2 separate regions of the Mus musculus genome follow, and region 1 is linked to region 2. The links are chromatin loops, found by intact Hi-C in ENCODE. Cell type or tissue: left cerebral cortex. All regions are shown on one strand. Each heading gives the region's core, and the rest is flanking DNA. Links, peaks and the distances in the headings are about the cores only. Region 1 overlaps Astn2 (astrotactin 2). Region 2 overlaps Astn2 (astrotactin 2).

The links. Hi-C counts contacts between places; a loop is a spot of excess contacts. Peaks named below come from ENCODE experiments on the same cell type or tissue, not always from the same donor. Only the 100,000 strongest peaks of a DNase experiment are listed, where the experiment ranks them.
Region 1: it touches region 2 in a loop (1.8-fold over the local background); 1 of 42 quality-filtered maps calls a loop at or near these places.

The regions. Positions count from the first base shown.
Region 1 is chr4:65,838,281-65,841,200 of GRCm38, forward strand. The region is part of intron 10 of Astn2 (astrotactin 2); the gene reads right to left. Among named protein-coding and RNA genes, the nearest start is that of Gm31533, 210 kb to the left of the region's middle. In left cerebral cortex, for the core only: CTCF peaks have their summits at 731 and 1,424 (motif pointing right); DNase peaks (open chromatin) are centred at 777 and 1,404; H3K27ac peaks cover 1,294 bases.
Region 2 is chr4:65,694,123-65,697,042 of GRCm38, forward strand. All of the region lies in intron 13 of Astn2 (astrotactin 2), which reads right to left. Among named protein-coding and RNA genes, the nearest start is that of Gm31533, 68 kb to the left of the region's middle. In left cerebral cortex, for the core only: no CTCF peak of the experiment used is centred there; a DNase peak (open chromatin) is centred at 1,310; H3K27ac peaks cover 470 bases.

The DNA of each region.
Region 1 (2,920 bases), core at 117-2,616, 140 kb after region 2:
TGGCACCCACTGACCTTTGTTCTGTCACTTAGTGTGACAGACACACAGAAAACTCTTAACGATCCTTAGGAGTTCAGGAAGGCTCAGTCCCTGATGTTGCTGTGGCCTCATCAACTCCCACTGCCTTGACCTCTTGTCCATCATCTGTCTCCTTGTTTTGGCTCTGAACCTGGTCCAACCAGCTTACCTTCAAGCTGAATTCAATTTGGCGTACTTGCTCTCAGCTTTAAGTCCACAGTGATCTGACTCTGCGATTTGGGTCCCTTGTTTTATCAATACACTATTTACATTTCTATCAGCCCCCTTCTGAAACCTTTGAACTCTGCTGCAGCCTCTCTGACCCTTTGGATCTACTTTTATAACGTGTGCACATGCACACACACACACACACACACACACACACACACACACACACACAGATGTAGATATATGTTCTGTTCATTGTGACCATGACAGTTAGTATTGGTAATTAAGACTGGAATAAAAGAACCCACATTTGCCTAGTCCAGATTACCAGGAAAAGTGTAATGATCAGGCAAACAGATGCCTTTGAAGCCTCCTTATTTGGTGAGTTTATTGTGACTCGGTATACTCTGACATTGTGCAAAGACATAAGTCTTTTCCACTACGCCCCTGGCACAGCACAGTCAGGGCTGATACAGTTCATCAAGGCAAGGAGTGCATGCCAGTGAGAACAGATCCTGTTCGTAACAGATGATGTTGCTACTCACACCTCAGCAGATAGGAGGCAGAAAAACTGGGCTGGAATCAGTGCTGGAATATAACCTGCTGTTATTGTTCCCTACTTTCTTGGAAGACCAGCTAAGCCTCATGTCCCTAAGCTTGCACAATTTCCTGCAACAGCATCCCTAGCTAGGCACCGAGCAATCAAATGGACCTGTGGGATCAAACAAATTAAATCATAACAGTTTCTTTAAAACTTTCAAAGACAAACAGGCTCACAGGAATAAACACAAGATGGACACTGTAGTTTCAATCTTGAGATGTGTGTGTGTGTGTGTGTGTGTGTGTGTGTGTGATTGCTCCTCTGCAATTGGTGAAAAAGTCAAGCTCCTTGTTTTGGCTCTTTGTGATCATAAAATCCAGCGAATGCCCCTTTCAGTCCTTTGAATGCTCTCCAGGGTACCATGTTTTGTAGAGAATGAGAGTGATGACCAGTTGTCTGAAATAATCTCTGGCCCTTGCCTTGGAGGCTTCATCCCCCCACCACCTCCCTTCTTCTAGTCTTGGCTATTTCAGGAAACTGAAAAAGACAGCCTAGGGAGCTAATCCTGGGCTTCACTTCTGGGAGGGCTGAAAAGGAGGTGGGGGAGGCAGATTTTCCTGTACAGAAGACCGTGTGTTCCTTTTGAAATGTCTTAGCGGAAATAAATGTACAACCTATTGTAAGCGGCTAGGAGCCACCAGCAGGGGTTGGTGTGATACAAAAGGGGCATTTGTAACAGCACAAAACACTTAGCACTTTACCAAGACATGCACAGGATACAAAAAGAGAAAGGCCCCGACGAATCTGCCAGGAAAGCAACGTGCCTTGAATACAGGACAGCAATCACTATACCCGACCAGTAGTCTTTCTATTCTTAAAGACGCAACTGCTTCTCTGTAGCATTCAGAATGGAGAGTTTGAACACTGGTAGGAAAGGCCAGGAATACTCCCTTCTGTGCCTCCCACTCACGTATTTGGCTCAGTCCTGTCAAACAGACAGCCCTCCTCCAACATTCCAGGTGCTGAGGGCAAAAGAACTAACAGAAACCTATCTTACCTACAACGTGACTAACTATCGAAAGCTATACATAGAAGTAACAAAACAATAAATGTGTTTTATCTCTCAAAATATACCTTCAAAGCAACCAGAACCTGTGAAGCTCAAATGAGCCCACTAGGAATTCCTTCAGCTGGGTGGCCTAGGGGTGTCCCTCCCTATAGTCACAACACTCAAAGCATCCACAAAAGATGGAATAGCTAAGTGAGCCTTCTGCTCTTTTTTTAGTTGTAAGAACTTAGGAAGACCACATCTTTAAAAAGGAGAGTGGGAAATGATCTCTACTTTGAATATGAGCTTGACTCTTTGTAGCTTTCTGCCATCATTTCCATTCCATTTCTCCCTCCCATAGCCAGATTTCCATAGATCACCAAAGCCTCAGATATCAGTCAACTTCTAAGGAGGGACTTGTGTTGAGTCATGTGTGTGTGTTTGTGTGTGTGTGTGTGTGTGTTTGTGTGTGTGTGTATAAGTGTATGTCTGTGTGTGTTTATATAGCTGTGTTTATCTGGCTATGTGTTTATCTGTCTGTCTGTCCATCTGTCCATCTGTCCATCTGTCCGTCTGTCTGCCTGTCTGTCTGTCTCTGTCTCTGTCTCTGTCTCTGTCTCTGTCTCTCTGTCTCTCTGTCTCTCTGTCTGTCTCTCTCTCTCTGTCTGTCTCTCTCTCTCTCTCTCTCTCTCTCTCTCTCTCTGTGTGTGTGTGTGTGTGTGTGTGTGTGTGTGTACCAAGATCTATCTTGGAGCTGCAGAATATCAGGAATGACTACAAACCCTGTCTTTCTCCTTGAGAGTTCCAAGGACAATGGAATATGCCCAGGCCCTCTGGGGGCTGCTACATAGCACGTGCAATAAGAGTCAGGAAAAGGAAACATGTGCAAACCAGTTATACCTAAGAAATAAATCCTGCATCTCGGCCCAGAAAGGGATCGGAAAACATTTTGTTCAGTGTTGTGGGAAAAATTAAAAAGGCAGGAGAAATTTGTAAGAAAACATTACTTTATGTGAATCTGGGCAAAGAACACTGCAGAAAGCATCTCTGGCTATTCTGGGACAAACAGGTTCAGGCCTCCAAATAGACTCTTCCTTCCATATACAGCCCCAGTGCAATGCCTGGTAGTCTGAGCCCCACACTTT
Region 2 (2,920 bases), core at 105-2,604:
GTCCTCTAGGGGATCCTGGGTGTATCCGCTGACTCTGAGCGTAAGGTGACCATGTGCTGGTGCTGACAGTAAGGGATTTGTGACCCTGGTCAGGCCAGCTTTTGTCCCAATTTCTTGTCTCTCATCTACACTCAAAGGATTATAATTAGTACTTCATGGCATTTCCCCAAACTTCTGCCAGTGTCACTGCTGAGAACCTCAATTTGCTTAGTGACCTAGTTCCCTTCTTCCTCTTCCATTGTCTCTGAGCAACATGTGATGCCATTGACCAAGCCTTCCTCCAAATCACATTCTTTTGAAGACTCAACAATATCTCACCTGTCTTTACATATTCCTCTGTCATCTTGGGTGGATCTTTTGCATCCACATTCTTCAAGAATCTGCCTTTGTTCCTTTCATCACCTGTACTCACTCAAGACATCTGCTTTGCTCTGAATATTTATGTCTTTCTGAATTCTACAGGTTGAAATTGTGATTCCTCAAGTAAAGTGACTGTATTTGAACATGAGATTCCTGGGAGGCGTCAAATACCTTCCAGTATGGAATTAATACTTTTATAAAAGATGCCCAAGGCAGATCCACTATCCTACCATGTGACAATATGGCTAGGAGTTGTCCTTCATGAGCCCAAAACAGGGTCTTCAATATGAAGAACCTGCCATGATCTTGGATTTCCAAGAGCTCCTTAATCTATCTATCTATCTATCTATCTATCTATCTATCTATCTATCTATCTATGTATCTATCTATCTATCTATGTATCTATCTATCTTAACTACCCAGTTTATACCACTGTGTTTCACCAGTCCTACTGGAATAAGATGCCACTATTGTCTGTAATGATTATTTAAAATCTCATTTAAACTCTGTTACTATCAAATGAGTCCATTTGGGATTTGATTAGAAAGCCCATTTTCCAACAAATAGGGTTATTGTAGCCAGGTGTATAACTCTGTCCTTATCTCTGAGGATTGACTCAGGTCTGGGATACAGATTTGGTAGATGGTACTCATGGAACATTCAGGGACTCTATAGCCCAAGAAATATGTGTTAGAAGAAAAGACATGAAAAATGAGCCTCAGTCCATAAGAAGGTGAAAGTTTCTAAAAAAGATAGCAAGAACACTAGGGATGTGCTACCCAAAGGAGTCAGAGACATTTTTGAGAGTAAACAGTATTGTTGAATATAGAGCTGGATCGAAGTGTATATAACTACAAACACGTGCACTTTTGGCCTTGGAAGAGGTAGTGTGTGAGAGGTATAAAAGCCAGACTGCAGTGGGTGGAGGAGAAAGTGGGAAGTGAAGAAGTGGAGAGCATTTGCATAGATTTCTCTTTCTAGAAGTCTGGCTGTGAATGGAAGACATAAGGTGGTAGCTGGCGGCAACTGAAAGTTTAAGGAGGGGGTGAGTCTGGGGAGATGAACATATTTGTGGTCTAAGGAGAAAGATGCAGATAAGGAAAGGTACATAAAATAAAATGGGGCGATTTAAAGAGCCGTGGAATAATGGTAAGATGAGATGGCTAGGAGTATAAACCAGGTCTAAGAACATTTTAAGAAGTTAGTTCTGGAAAGAAAGAAGGAAAAAAAAAGATCTAGCTGATATTGCCAAGGAGCATTACTCGAACCCATAGACAGAAATTATTGACAACTAGATGTGGTATGGACCATGTAAATTACATGGGATTGTCTTCAGTACTAAGTTCATGAAACAGATTCAATATCCACTGGCAGAAAATAGTAAGAAGGATGATATGAAATAGGATGAGGAGATTGCAACTCTCCAAGCTATACATCAAGTAGATTTGTGATAAGAAGGAAGAGGCCAAGTTCAAATAAGTAAAGGCCACCCTACTAGATTTGTCAATTCAGGTCCAAGGATGTATGCAAAATGAGTCATTCCCCCACCTTTGTATCTCTACAATGCAATGGTGTCTGTACTATCAACTACTTCTGTGGGTTGGGGATTGGTTATATACTAGGTACCTCATATGCAATATCCTCAACTGTCAGGATAGTTTTGAAAAACTGCTGAGTAGTTTGTCTTTTACTCTGAGGAACCGATACTCAAGATATGATGTAGGTTATCAGAAGGTCTCACACTCTTGTCTGACTCAGTTCCCCGACTCTTTTGCTTACTCACTATCTTGTCACAACCTTTGAGATTTGACATCAGCATGTTTTCCCTCTGAGCATTCCTTTCTCTGGCATCAGAAACTCTAGTCTTTGAATTCTTCTTGTGTGATCCTGTTTTCTGTCTTCTTTTTCTCCTGCCTCCCCCTATAGGATGTTTGTTTCCTGTTTTTGAACATGCATGAACTTTTTCTTCAAGGTGTTAATGAGTTCCCTATGGAAAAGTCAAGACACCTCAGTTAAAAATAAAATAAAATAAAATAAAGCACTAAATTCCTTGAGGACAGAGTGGGACGTGTGGAACGTTTTCCCCAAGGACATCTCCACACTTCTTAATTTAGTTTCCTTCTTAAACCAATTTGCCAATTAAGTTGTCCTTCTAGGAGTCAAGGGCAGCACTCAGTAGAAAGCCACACCTCCTCCTTTGTCTGCCCTTCACAGGTAGACACTCATAGTCTGGAACCAAGTCACTTTCCATCTTACGTTTGTTATTTCCTATATCATGTAATTTGTTTACCTCCTGGACTCCCTGCCTAAAAGTCTCTATGCCTCTGTCATTGTCTAACAACTATTTACTCATAAAAATTCAAACCAGTTTTTAGAAACATTCCTAGGTAGATGGGTTATATCAGGCACTGCTTCTAGCTTGTATCTCTTCTATCATAATATAGGACTATGAAGGAAGATGACCAACAGAGTAGGATAATGGATATGATGGCTATAATAAATAAGACCTGGCACAAAGGATATATCATTTCATCTTGTAACAGCCCTATTACCCCAGCTG